Linked DNA regions of Homo sapiens: region 2 is linked to region 1. A link is a contact called in ENCODE Hi-C or POLR2A ChIA-PET data. All regions are on one chromosome and are shown on one strand. Each heading gives the region's core, a stretch centred on a gene start or an enhancer-like site at or near the end of the contact. The rest is flanking DNA. Distances are from core to core; before and after follow the strand shown. Region 1 holds the start of TJP1 (tight junction protein 1). Region 2 has its middle 22 kb from the start of LCIIAR.

Evidence for each region. Hi-C counts contacts between places; a loop is a spot of excess contacts on that map. ChIA-PET counts read pairs that join two places held with the same protein, here RNA polymerase II (POLR2A).
Region 2: a loop to region 1 is called in a map of endothelial cell of umbilical vein, with 3 times the contacts of the local background. The contact joins the enhancer-like site here to the promoter of TJP1 in region 1. A Hi-C loop is called at or near these places in 3 of 168 maps with a recorded cell type or tissue (HepG2, colonic mucosa and endothelial cell of umbilical vein). POLR2A ChIA-PET finds 5 or more read pairs at or near these places in 1 of 52 experiments (PC-9).

What each region holds. Positions count from the first base shown.
Region 1 is chr15:29,820,025-29,826,078 of GRCh38, reverse strand. It overlaps TJP1 (tight junction protein 1), which reads left to right and starts at 3,611. Exons shown (of 28, transcript NM_001330239.4): 1 at 3,611-4,077. The coding sequence starts at 4,051. It overlaps LOC124903451 (a long non-coding RNA gene), which reads right to left and starts at 1,571. Exons shown (of 2, transcript XR_007064546.1): 1 at 1,463-1,571; 2 at 182-695.
Region 2 is chr15:29,693,395-29,700,115 of GRCh38, reverse strand. It overlaps a transcript of TJP1 not described here. Among named protein-coding and RNA genes, the nearest start is that of LCIIAR, 22 kb to the right of the region's middle. Within about 2 kb of position 1,680, at least 3 of the 41 ENCODE cell types and tissues checked have a DNase peak (open chromatin) inside an H3K27ac peak, as active enhancers do; they include endothelial cell of umbilical vein, where a contact is called at or near this core.

The sequences.
Region 1 (6,054 bases), core at 2,362-4,861:
ATAAAATTTGCCATTTTAATTATCTTTACATATACAGTTTATAATGTTTGTTTTAAAATGTTTTTACTTTATAAGATTAAAAAGTTGGTACTCCTATATTGCACCTCTAAGATCGTTTTAAAATTTTTACTGGTCTATGAAATTTAGAAACATTATGAGCCTTAAAAGAATCTTTCCCCCATTTAACATTGTTACATGACTTTATTGGCAGAGGAAAATTCTGTAACAATTTGTAGAATCTTTAATGGTATGGCATAGGAGTGGAATCAGGATTACTTTTGGTTGTTATAACATCTTGATAAAGTGCTTCTCCTTCTAATATTTTGTATATATTCTCTTCTCTGACATTATCGAGATTGTCTAATGCTTCACTACCGTAAATAAATACTTCCTCTTTGTCAAGCGTAAACTCACAGTTCATATAAAAATAACATAAATATGCTTTCCTAAGGATCTTTTTTGCAATTAAAACCATACATATACATATATACAAATTAGGTGTGGATATAGTTGTTCATTTGGTCAAGGCTGTTTTATTAAGTAGTTCTATCTAAAATGTGTAAAGATTTTGCACACATAATGCTTTTTTCATTCTGAGCCGCAGACACCAAAAATCCCACAGGAAGTTGTCTTTTAAGTGTTGTGGTTTTTTAGTTTCCTGTTCAGTTGCAGAGATGATCAGAAATAAGATAAATCTGTACAATCGAAAGAGATTTGTGGTTAAACATTATAGTAACTCTAAATGAGAATCCTTAATTAACTTGTATTTCTTCCCATATTGATCTAGAGGAGCTATGATGACATGCGTGTGTAAGCATAAAAGTCAGAAAATACTTTTTTGGTGTTCCATGGATAAACTCTTTAATTGTTAAATGGGTGATTCTTTCAGATTATTCTTTATACTTTCCACTTGTTGTCAAAGCACCTACCTAAAAAATAAACTGCAGGAATAAAGCTTTGTTTTTAATTGTTGGCAACAGTTTTACCTTTATTTTACAGATGATAAAAGCCTTCTCTTGTTTATTTAAAGAACAGACTTTATGAAGTTTAATTTAGATATTAAAAATACCACTGAAAAATTTTAAAGTGATACTATTAGTCACTGAAATACTAAATATAATTTTTAAAGAATAATATTTTCAAGATGAAATATTTTTGTTTGATTTCATTTTTTAAACCATGGCAAAGATAAAACTGTTAAATATATAACTATTTTTAATTAGTGACAAATAGTTGCAATCTAGCATTTAAATTACACATTGGGCAACTTGTAAAAGTGACAAATAAGGAAAAGTGAAAAATGTCAGTGCATTTGTAGATAGTGTCTCTAGATTTAGGTGCTATTAAAGACACCACACCTAGTTCTAGGCAGCTTATGCAATTGCACATCTTCTTAAATGGTAAAGATAATGTGAAAGGTCTTTCATCACCACCTTTTAAAATTAAAAAATACTTCCCAAACCTTTTTAAATGGTGTTTGCATATGAAGAAATTTAATCACAATTTTTTTTTTTTAATGGGGTCTCACTGTTTCCCAGGCTGGTCTCAAACTCCTGGCCTCAAAGAATCCTCTGGTCTTGGCCTCCCAAAGTGCTGGGATGATGATGATGATGATGATGATGATGATGATGATTTGAGACGGAGTTTCGCTCTTGTTGCCCAGGCTGGAGTGCAATGGCATGATCTCAGCTCATTGCAACCTCCGCCTCTCGGGTTCAAGCGATTCTCCTGCCTCAGCCTCCTGAATAGCTGGCATTACTGGCGTCTGTCACCATGCCCGGCTACTTTCCTATTTTTAGTAGAGATGGGGTTTCACCATGTCGGCCAGGCTGGTTTCGAACTCCTGACCTCAAGTGATCTGCCTGCCTTGGCCTCTCAAGTGCTGGGATTACAGGCTTGAGCCACTGCGCACGGCCCCAAGTGCTGGGATTATAAACGTGAGCAACTACGCCTGGCCACCATTTTTTTTTTTTTTTTTTTTTTTTTTTTTTTTTTTTGAGACAGAGTCTTGCTGGTTGCCCAGGCTGGAGTACAGTGGCACGATCTGGACTCACTGCAACCTCCGCCTCCTGGGTTCAAGTGATTCTTCTGCCTCAGCCTCCCGAGTAGCTGGGACTACAGGCACGCGCCACACCAGGCTAATTTTTGTATTTTTAATAAAGACGGAGTTTCACCATATTGGCCAGGCTGGTCTCAAACTCCTGACCTCGTGATCCGCTCGCCTCGGCCTCCCAAAGTGCTGGGATTACAGGCGTGAGCCACCACGCCTGGCCCACAATTCTTAAAAGAATAAATAATACTTTGTCCAAAAGCAAAACAATTACAACATGACTTTAAAACAAAAATGACTTCAACCATTTTTATGAAGAACAAAAAGGAATAAGGGTTTGGTTTGCAGAAGGCTCTTTTCTGGTTCAGACAGCTTTGGGTTGCAAGATGTGTGGCACTTCGAAGCCTTAATTGATACTTATGTATCACCTACACATACTTCTTTGTTAAATTTGTTCTTTTCATACAGTTGAATTCTAAAGAGAAAACCATTGTCTAAAGCCTGATGTTTATGATTTCTTCCATTTCTTCTGTGCCGGTTGTGGCACTATACCAGATACTTTAAAGATGTTATCATTGATGTTACTAAGGATTTCTGGCATTTTTTGAAGACCTTTACATTTACAAGTGTAGATTAGTGAGTCTAGGATTGGTTTCTTACCATGTTCCTTGGTGTTTAGCAAAGCCGTCAACATTGTGGGAAGTTTGTGTAGTGGCTGATTAAACTGGACCATGGACTGCACGTGTTTACACCCTTTTCTGCCCAACTTTGAGTTGGAGGGACAGCATTGGAATGCAGGGCAGCTTGACCCGTTCGGTCAACAAGAATTTCAGCAATCTTGATGGCCAAAAATAAACTTTTCAAGATTCCTGTCTAGATGGGCGGGAAAGAGACTTTGGATATATCTTGAGGTCTAATGTGGGGTGTGGGCCGAGATGTCACAGGTCTCTAGGGTGTTTCTCAGGCTGCTGCCTCCGGGTGCCCATGACCTCATCACCAGTTTCAGCCTTGGCAGTCGGCGCCGGTGAACGAGAGCAACGCTTCTGACCCTGCCGGAGCTCCTCGGAGATGAAAGCCATGACGCGCCTTGCAGAAAATGCATTCCGCCTTCCGTGGGAACAACGCCGAGGCACGCGGTGACAGCCGTGACCATGCTGTTTGCCCAGTGAAGGAAACAACTGTCGGGTATCGGCTCTGCCGGCCTTTCCAGCCGCACTCATGCATGGGGCTCACCCCATGATGTGCGTGGCTTGTCGAGGAGCAAGTGGACAAGTCTCTTAAGGAAAGCTTTGGTGCACAGGCGCTTTCTCCTTGGGGGCGAATTCTGCCAGACCTTGGATAAAAACAAACAGGAAGACTCGCACGGCAGCGGAAACTGTCTTCCAAGTTACTTGGGTTACCCGGCTTTTCCTTCCGCGCTTGGGGTCGGGACCCCGGCCGCTCGTCCCGCCCCCTCCCCCGCCGCGGCCCCGCCCCCTCCCCGCCTCGCCTCGCCTCGCCTCGTCCAGCCCCGCCCCCGCCGGGCCGGGCATGCTCAGTGGGCCGGGCCGGCAGGTTTGCGTGGCCGCTGAGTTGCCGGCGCCGGCTGAGCCAGCGGACGCCGCGTTCCTTGGCGGCCGCCGGTTCCCGGGAAGTTACGTGGCGAAGCCGGCTTCCGAGGAGACGCCGGGAGGCCACGGGTGCTGCTGACGGGCGGGCGACCGGGCGAGGCCGACGTGGCCGGGCTGCGAAAGCTGCGGGAGGCCGAGTGGGTGGCCGCGCTCGGAGGGAGGTGCCGGTCGGGCGCGCCCCGTGGAGAAGACCCGGGCGGGGCGGGCGCTTCCCGGACTTTTGTCCGAGTTGAATTCCCTCCCCCTGGGCCGGGCCCTTCCGGCCGCCCCCGCCCGTGCCCCGCTCGCTCTCGGGAGATGTTTATTTGGGCTGTGGCGTGAGGAGCGGGCGGGCCAGCGCCGCGGAGTTTCGGGTCCGAGGAGCCTCGCGCGGCGCTGGAGAGAGACAAGATGTCCGCCAGAGCTGCGGCCGCCAAGGTGAGCGCCTCCGCGGCCGCCAGGGCCAGACCGGGCCGACCGTCGCCGCCCGCCCACCGGCATCTGGCCCGCGTCCCGCCCTCCCTCGCTGGCGGCTGTCTGGGCCCCGGGGCGGCGGGGTGGGCAGGGCTGGCGCGGGGCCGCGGGCCGCGGGCCGCGGGCCGCGGGGAGCCCCTCGGGCGGGGGCGGCGCGGGCCGCACTGGGGGCGGCCGGGGAGGGGGCTGCGGGCGCCCGGCCGCCGTACTGGGCAGGTGCATAGCTGCCGGCGCCTGTGCCTGGCTGCGGCTCGCTGAGGGCGGGGACACGCAACAGGTCCCTCGCGGAGAAACTCGGCTCCAGTGAGGGTTCGGGGGCTGGAAGCCGGCTCTCAGCGGGTCGGGGCTTGGGGTGCCACCTCCTGCTGGCCGGGAGCTGCTGTCTTTGGAGGAGTGGTTGGTCCCCGGCGAAACCCTGTAGTTTCGATCTGATGTCACTCCCTGCGGTATGCGCACGCCAGCGATAAGGCTTTGAGACTGCAAAACACTCCACTCAGCCTGTGAGGCGTAGTAGGTCGGGTTTTCTTTCATGCTGTATTACTTATTTAAGGTAACTTTGAAAATAACCTCTTTAACATTTAATAATTTAACTTGAATTAAACTTTCACAAGTAATACAAAGTATTCCTACGAATGGACAATAAGATGAGCACTTAAAAATTAGTAAAGGCCGGTGAGTTCAGCCGAAAAAAGTAACGTTTTTCCTGTTACTTTTCCTATGTGCTCTGAAATATTATTGCATTTTCCCATTGCTTTGAAACTAACTTGTGTATTACATTAAAAAGCCAAAGTTCCTGAAAAACAGCTAGGATGCTCCTCCCATTTTGTATATTAATTTTTTCATCATAAAATAGTACTTGTTATTTCAAACAAAGGAATACAGAAATGTGAGGAGTAAAAAATCTCCCCTTTAAAGAATATCAATTCATTACTTCAAATAGTATCGAGATACTTGGGCAGGTAGTGGTTTTCTGTGTGTATTTTTGTTTGAAATGCTTACCCGTAACATCTGGGAGCAGGAATACTATGCCTCTGAAACTTTTGAACTCTCACAGAAGCTTGTTTGCTGGCTGGGAGAAGCTAGCGGTTACACTTATTAATGAATAGATTGTTTTAAGGGATATAGTATTCTTCGTTTAAGAAAAATTTAACTTGCACCTTTTGACCTTACATTGAGGAAGAACAATCTAAAGGTAAAACTTGATCCAGAGATTTAGGATAAAAGGCAACATTTTGCTTTGGTTTTAAAATAAGCTCCCATTATTTGTCTTTTCTGGGGCTTTCTTTCCTAGGAGGAAAGGCTTTGTTTCCGTATTACACAGAATGTCACTTTGTTCCTGAAGTGTGATCTCTGGTACTTAATATGCAAGACAACACACTTTTTAAGAGGTTATTTCAAGTATGGAGAGAAATACGTTTTCAATGGATTGCCACAGTAAGGTAGGAGGAGTACTTCTCCTGAATTATAGTATTGAGATTTGTATGGCATATTGAAAAGCATCACTCGTTAAATATTACGTTGTAGGGACTTTTTTGCATTGTAAACATTTGCGAGTAAAGGGCAAGTTGAAAGCTTTTTTTTAAGATGCTGTATTATGGAGCCACTTCAGAATTTTATATAGAGCAAAACAGGCCATAAATGAATAAGTGAAATGAAATAATATTCAGTGACCTGTTTCCGTAAGTCACATTTAATTTTTGAAGGTGATTAAAATGCTTACTAAGAGCCAGGCTGGACTCAGTGCTTTACATATGATGCGTTTGTTTTCCCCACCCTCCTTTCAGTTTGGAAAAAAAAAAAAAAAAAGGCAACATTAATTTGGAAGCTCGCTGTTACTGTTTTAGCATGATAGTTTGGGAAACTCTTGTCTAATAAGCCAGTGCTTTTGATTCGGTTTTCTTTATAATGGTTGAATAGTTTGTCATCCTATGAATATGCTGC
Region 2 (6,721 bases), core at 431-2,930, 120 kb after region 1:
TTCATGCAGCTTTATAATCCTGTTTTAAAATCCTGCACACAAATCCCTATCACCCAGCGTCACCTACCACCTCGTCGTCTGGTGTTGCATGCAGAATTTCTCCCCTTGGCCAGCATGTACAGATGGGTGGGCAGTGCTCATCTGAAGGGCTCAGACTGAAGTGGGGCAGAAGGACCTGGAGACAGAGTGGGAGAAGGCAGCAGGCCGACTTCCCCCTGTGGGTAAACACACACCCCTGCGTGGAGAAACACCCCTGCATGGGGACACACGTGCGTTTGTGTGTGTGCGTGTAACCATTTGTATATGGTTTTATTCCCCAGATAAATAGCACGGGCATTGTTTAATGTCACCCACATTTGGGGGAAGAAAATGGGTTTAGTGAGCATAAATATTCCATTGTGGACATCCTACTTACTTAACTGCCACCCCTGTTGACATTTGGATTATTGCTATAGTGTTTCAGTAAACACCTTTGTGGACTGAATCCATCTATGTGGATTTTATTTTTTTCATCTTTGTTAAGGTATAATTTACATAGAGTAAGTTACTGTTTTTAAAATGTATAGTTCAAATTTTGACAAACACATACTGTTTATTTACCACGGTTAATACATACAACAGTTTCTTTATCTTCTCTAATCATTTGTACCCCTTTATACTCAACCCTTCTTCCAGCCCCTGGCAGGATGATCTCTTCTGTTTCTATAGTTGCCTTTTTGACAGTGTCATATAAATGGAATCATACAATATGTTGCCTTTGAGTCTGGCTTATTTCACTTAGCATGATGCATTTGAGATTCATGTATGATGTTGCAGGTTCTTTTTTATTGCCAGGTGGTATTCCATTGTGTGGCTGTACCAGAGCTTGTTTATCCATTCCCCAGTTAAGGAACTTCTGGGTTGTTTCCAGGTTTGGGAGATTATTAGTAAACTGCTATAAACATTTGCGTACAGGTTTTTGTGTAAACGTTACTTCATTTCGCTTGACTTCAGTTTGATGAAGTCTAGTTTAATCAGTTTGTTCTTTCATAGATTATGCTTTTGTCATATCTTCACTAAGATGTTCTATCCTAAGAGAAATCTTCACTTAGCCCAAAGTGTAAAGACTTCTCAAGTTTCAGAATTTTTTGTTTTATATTTATGTCTGTGATCCACTTTGAGTTAACTTTATGTGTAGTATGATATAGGTGTTGAGTTTTCTGTTTTAAATGTGTCCTTATTGTAAACACAGACACACATATATAAGGCCTAAATAAGACAGTTTTCATTTAGATAAATTAGGGAAACAATTTATTGTGAAAGGGACACAACTCAGTAAGTCTGTTTTTTGTCCCCCTACCTTTTAGTATGTGGCATGAACACCTGGTCAGGTGTAGATACCTAGAGCTCCTTCCTAAGGACATTTCTGTTGCCTAACCATCTTCCCACAGCACTGAGCATGGTGCAGTGAGTTCATTCAGATGGCCAAGCTTTAGGGTCAGAATTCTGCTTTTGCCCTTCCCCTATACTAACGTTACAATCAACAGAAGGCTTAGTGAACATCCACTAATGCTGCGTGAGTCAGTTCCTCCTCTTGACCTCTGAGCAAGTACTTAATGCAGTACACAAGGCACTGAGCAGATGGAGATGACTCAGGTGAGGAGACACAGACGTTGACACTGGGTGGCTTCCGTCTAGACAGGGAGCAGTTGGCTAGGAAGGGATGTGGCAGTAAATGCAGGAAGGCCACCTAGCAGGCAGATGGGGAGTAAGTTTTCGGTTTTCTTGACTCGCAGTTTGAAAACCATTTACTGGATGGGAAGCCAGGCTCTGTTTTCCGTCCAATTTGCAGAAAGCAAACCAGAGAGCTGTGTACACAGATGCATCCGGGCACACGTTACTGCGGCTGCCCAGCAGCCCTACATGTAGAGAGTGACCTGGCACTCTGTTTCCAGGCTGCTTAGCCGGGTTTCCCCAGATGGAGTGTGGGAAGACACATTGTTGATGTGCTGATTTTTACAGAACCACATTGTTGTCTCCTGATCAATTTGATCACAGCAAAAACTCAGTGGCATTTTTGACTCTTACCTACTCGTGCTTTCCTTTGGAACTACTTGACAGTGAAGGAGCTGTTGCCCAAGATGCAGGAATACCATTTGGTTTAGGGGAGGGGTTTTTTGTTTGTTTTTGGCAGGGGAATTCACTAGGAAGGTATATATTAAACTTGGAAGATTTCTAGTTCAAAACTAAAATGCATAAAACTTTAAATGTTTGTTTTCCATTTCCATTTTGTAGATAATTAGGGCTTTCTTTACCAGTGACCATGAAGGTGCCCCCTAGTGCTTGTTTCTCCCAGCTGATGGGTGTTCATTCAGGTTAGCCAGAAGTTGACACAAACAAGGTGCTCAGAAGAGAGGTCTGTAACCAACTACGACAAGCCTTCCACATTCTGACACTCTCCCTTCCCTCCCTTTGCACCATAGGCTGTTCTGAGGGAATTGTGTCCATAGTTGTCTAGGAAACCACGTGCCAATAAAGACAAAAATTGAGTTTTGTTGCACCAAGTTTTCTGCCTACTGGCGCAATGCCAGGCAGGGAAGATGTGTAAGGTTTTCACTTGGTGCATGAGAGAAGTGCACCTCGTGAGACGCACTAGAGCCCCCATGTGGAACGCCCTCCTCTGGCACTCACCCGCGGAAAAATAGGAAGAGGTGGGTGCACAGGTGGTGATTTTAGCGTGTTTTACCTTGGCTTGATTGTCACCGTAAAGTTTTGAGGTAGTTTGATCTATTTGTCCACATAGCACCTCCTGGTCTTAAGTGGATTTGAAAACATGCAGGTATAAATCATTTCATACCCCCTTAAAAACAGAGAAGGAAAGAAAATGTGGAAACTGACATGTGGTCAGTATGCTGCTGCTGTTTAGTGTTGAGGGGCGTGCCAAGTATTCACCCTAGCAACTCTTCATTTCTTGTCAGTGGGGGTGTGGCAGAAACCGGCTGGAACGACGGCAGTGGGGTTCCTAGAGAGGACTTTGAGGACATGGGGTTTCCCAGAGCACTTCTGAGAATGAGTGTCTTCCATGTTGGATAAGGACAGCTTGAAGATGAGCAGGAACCAAGTGGAAAGCATGAAGGTTGAGACCCAGGGAGCAGCCCCAGTCTTGATACCTACCAAGCAGCGGTTGCCGTTGTAGTGGGAAGCTGAGGGCTTTCAGAAACATTTGAAACCGAGTGCTTTAAAGCAAAATTGAGTTTCTTTGCAGCCTGCTCTTCAGTAGAGGACACATGCACCAAACAGTCCCAGGGCTTCATTGGTTTTTTTTTCCTGGAGACGGAGTCTCGCTCTGTCACCCAGGCTGGAGGGCAGTGGGGCAATCTCGGCTCACTGCCCCACCACGCTCGGCTAATTTTTGTATTTTTAGTAGAGATGGTTTCACCATGTTGGCCAGGCTGGTCTCAAACTCCTGGCCTCAAGTGATCCGCCCACCTTGGCCTCCCAAAGTGCCTGGATTAATTACAGGCATGAGCCACTGTGTCCGGCCCATTGGTTTCTTCTTGATAGGCCCAGGGAGGAGGGTGGAAGCTTGGTCAGTAGGATCCAGTGCTGCTGCCCCTGGGGGACAGGATTTGGTTCTTATGTTTTTGAATATTTAAACTCAGTTGAAATGCTCCCACCAAGCCTTGAGGAGTTGCTCCCCAGTTTTAGCAACCATTAATGTGCCACATTTATGACAGCACAAACTGCAAATTTTCCAAGGAAGCATCTTGGACCTGAGTCCTCTTGAAACACTTTTGTGGCCTTTCCAAGGAGGACCACGGGAAACACAGGGCAGGCACCAGGAGGAAGCAGAAAGTGGATCTGCGTCCACCGTCTTGACGACTTAGTGGGATAGAGGCAAAAAGAACCCTGTGCAGGGAGGGCAGGACTAAACCGAAGGCCCTCACCTCAGTCAGGGAACCAGGAGAGCACAGCCTCCAGCCCATCACAGCCCAGCAACTTAAGTGTCCACCACCCAGGCAGGGGAAAGGTTAGTTTTTATTTTTTTTTAGCATATTTTCACGCTCAGTTGCAACAACACAGCATTTGCGAGAATAATACAGAGAACTTCCCTTCTGCCCTTGACCTAGACTCCCTGAGTGTTGCCAATTTTCCACCTGTGCAGTGCACTCTAGGTAGGTAGGTATGTAGTCAGCTGGGGCTACGGTAACAAAATACCACAGACTGAGTGGCTTAAACTGAGTGGCTTAGATCAGGTCCAAGATGCTTCCTTGGAAAATTTGCAGTTTGTGCTGTCATTTATTTATTTTCTCATCGTTTTGGAGGCTAGAAGGTGCCAGCATGGTCAGTTTCTATTAAGGGTTCTCTTCCTGACTTGTAAACAGCCACCATCTCTGTGTCCTCAGTGGGCTGTCCTTGATACATGCACATGGAGAGAGCAGACACGCCCTCTGGTGTCTCATGAGGATCCTAATCCTGTCAGATCAGTGCCCACCCTTAGGACCTCATTCAACCTCAGTTACTTCCTTAGAGACCCCATGTCCAAATGCATCCACAGTGGGGGTTACGAATTTTAAGGGATATAAACATTTCTGCCCATAACAATATTCTTCTGAATCATTCGAGCATAAGGTTGAAGACATGATGCATATTACCTAAGAACAAGAGTCTTCTCTTATATAACTACACTACACTTAACCTCAGAAAGCATTACAAGAATTGACTTTGGCTTCATCTATTTTCTTCTATTGGCTCTCTGTTTTTCATTGCGTGGAGTTTGCGCTAGTCTTTATTATTTCTTTCCTTCTACTTGCTTTGGGTTCAGTTCTTTTTCTAATTTTTGAAGGAGGAAGCTGGGTTTAGTGATTTCAGATATTTTTAAAATAGGCATTTTAAAGCTATAAATTCCCTCTAGATACTGTTTAGCTGTACTTCATAAATGTTGATATTTTTACATTTTCATTTAGTTCAAAATATTTTCTATTTTCCTTGTGATTTAACCCCTGAGTTATTTAGAAGTAATTTTTAAAATTTTCAAATATTTGGGGCTTTCCCAAATATCTTTCTGTTGTTTTTAATTAATTTTATTCTGATGTGAAAACATACTTTGTGTTATTTGAATCCTCTTCATTGAGGCCTTTTTTGTGGTCGAGTACAAGGTCTATCTGGAGAATGCTGCATGTGCTCTTGAAGAGAATGTGTATTCTGTTGTTGGGTGGGGTTTTTTATAGATAGAGGAGAAGTCAAGTTGGTTGCTGCTGTTCTTCAGGTCTTCTGTATCCTTGCTTGTTTTCTGTCTAGTTATCTCAGTTACTGAGAGTGGGGTATTGAAGGCTCCAACTATTATTGCATTGCCTTTTTCTCCCTTCAATTCTGTCAGTTGGGTTTTACATATTTTGGAGCTCTGTTGTTAGAAACATGTATGTTTATATTTGCTATATCTTCCTTTTGACCATTATGAAATATCCCTCTTTGTTTCTAGCAATATTATCTGTCTTAAAGTCTATTTTAACTGATATTAGAATATCAGTTAAATTTTCTTATGGTCCCTGTTTGTATGGTATATCTTTTTTCATTCTTACTTAGTTTTAAGGTATTTGTGTCTTTTAATCTAAATGGTGTCTCTTTATACAAAACATGTAGTTGGATCTTGTTTTATTACTATCAATTTCTGCCTTTTGATTGGAGTGTTTAATCCCATTTACATTTAATCTAACTATTGTTATGGTTTAATTTCTTCCTGCCACTTCTCTATTTATTTAAAGATTATATGACTTAGGCTTTTTTGTTCTTCTTTCTCCTTTATTGCTCTCTTTATTCCTAGAGCAACCAATTCCAACAAAAAAGTAAGAATGAAGCAATAAAAAAGGAATTAAAAGCATACTAGAAAATATCTATATACAGCATATAAGAAATATAGGTATTTTCTACTATGCTGGGGTTAAATGCAGGTTATCTTCTGGTGTCATTTCTTTTCAGCCTGAAGGAATTCCTTTAGTATGTTTTATAAGACAGATCTGCTTGTATTGAATTTCTTCAATTTTTGTTTATTTTGTCTTCACTTTTGAAGGATAGTTTTGCTAGCTAAAGAATTCTTGGTTAATAAATATTTTTCCTACAGCACTTTGAATATGTCATTTTAATGTCTTCTTCACTTGAGACAGCTGTTAAACGTAGTTCTTCCCTTGTATGTGATAAGGTTGTGGGTTTTTTTTTTTTTTCTTTGCTGTTTTGAAATTTTATCTTTGTCCTTCAACTCTGTATGCATCTAGCTATAGATCTCTTTCTGTTAATCCTATTTGAAGTTTGTTGTGCTTCACTGGTGTATTTTTCATCAAATTTGGGACTTTCTTGCTATTATTTGTTCAAATATTTCTTCCCTTTTCTCTCTTTTCCTTCTGGGACTTCTATGACATGTATTTGGTATGCGTGATGAGTCCCAAATTTAGGTCTGTTTTTCAGTTTATTTTTCTTCATTTTCTTTTCTTTCTATTCTTCAATTTGGATGGGTTTTATTAATCTCCTTTCAAGTTCACTGATTCTTTCTCCTGCCAAATCAAATCTGCTATTAAACCCTAAATATTTCAGTTATTGTACTTTTCAACCCCAGAATTTCCATTTGATTTTTTTTTTTTTTTACAATACCTATCTTTTTATTGATAGTCTGTATTTGATGAGTCATTGCTCTTAAAAATGGGCTGGGCGCAGTGGCTCATGCCTGTAATCCCAGGACTTTGGGAGG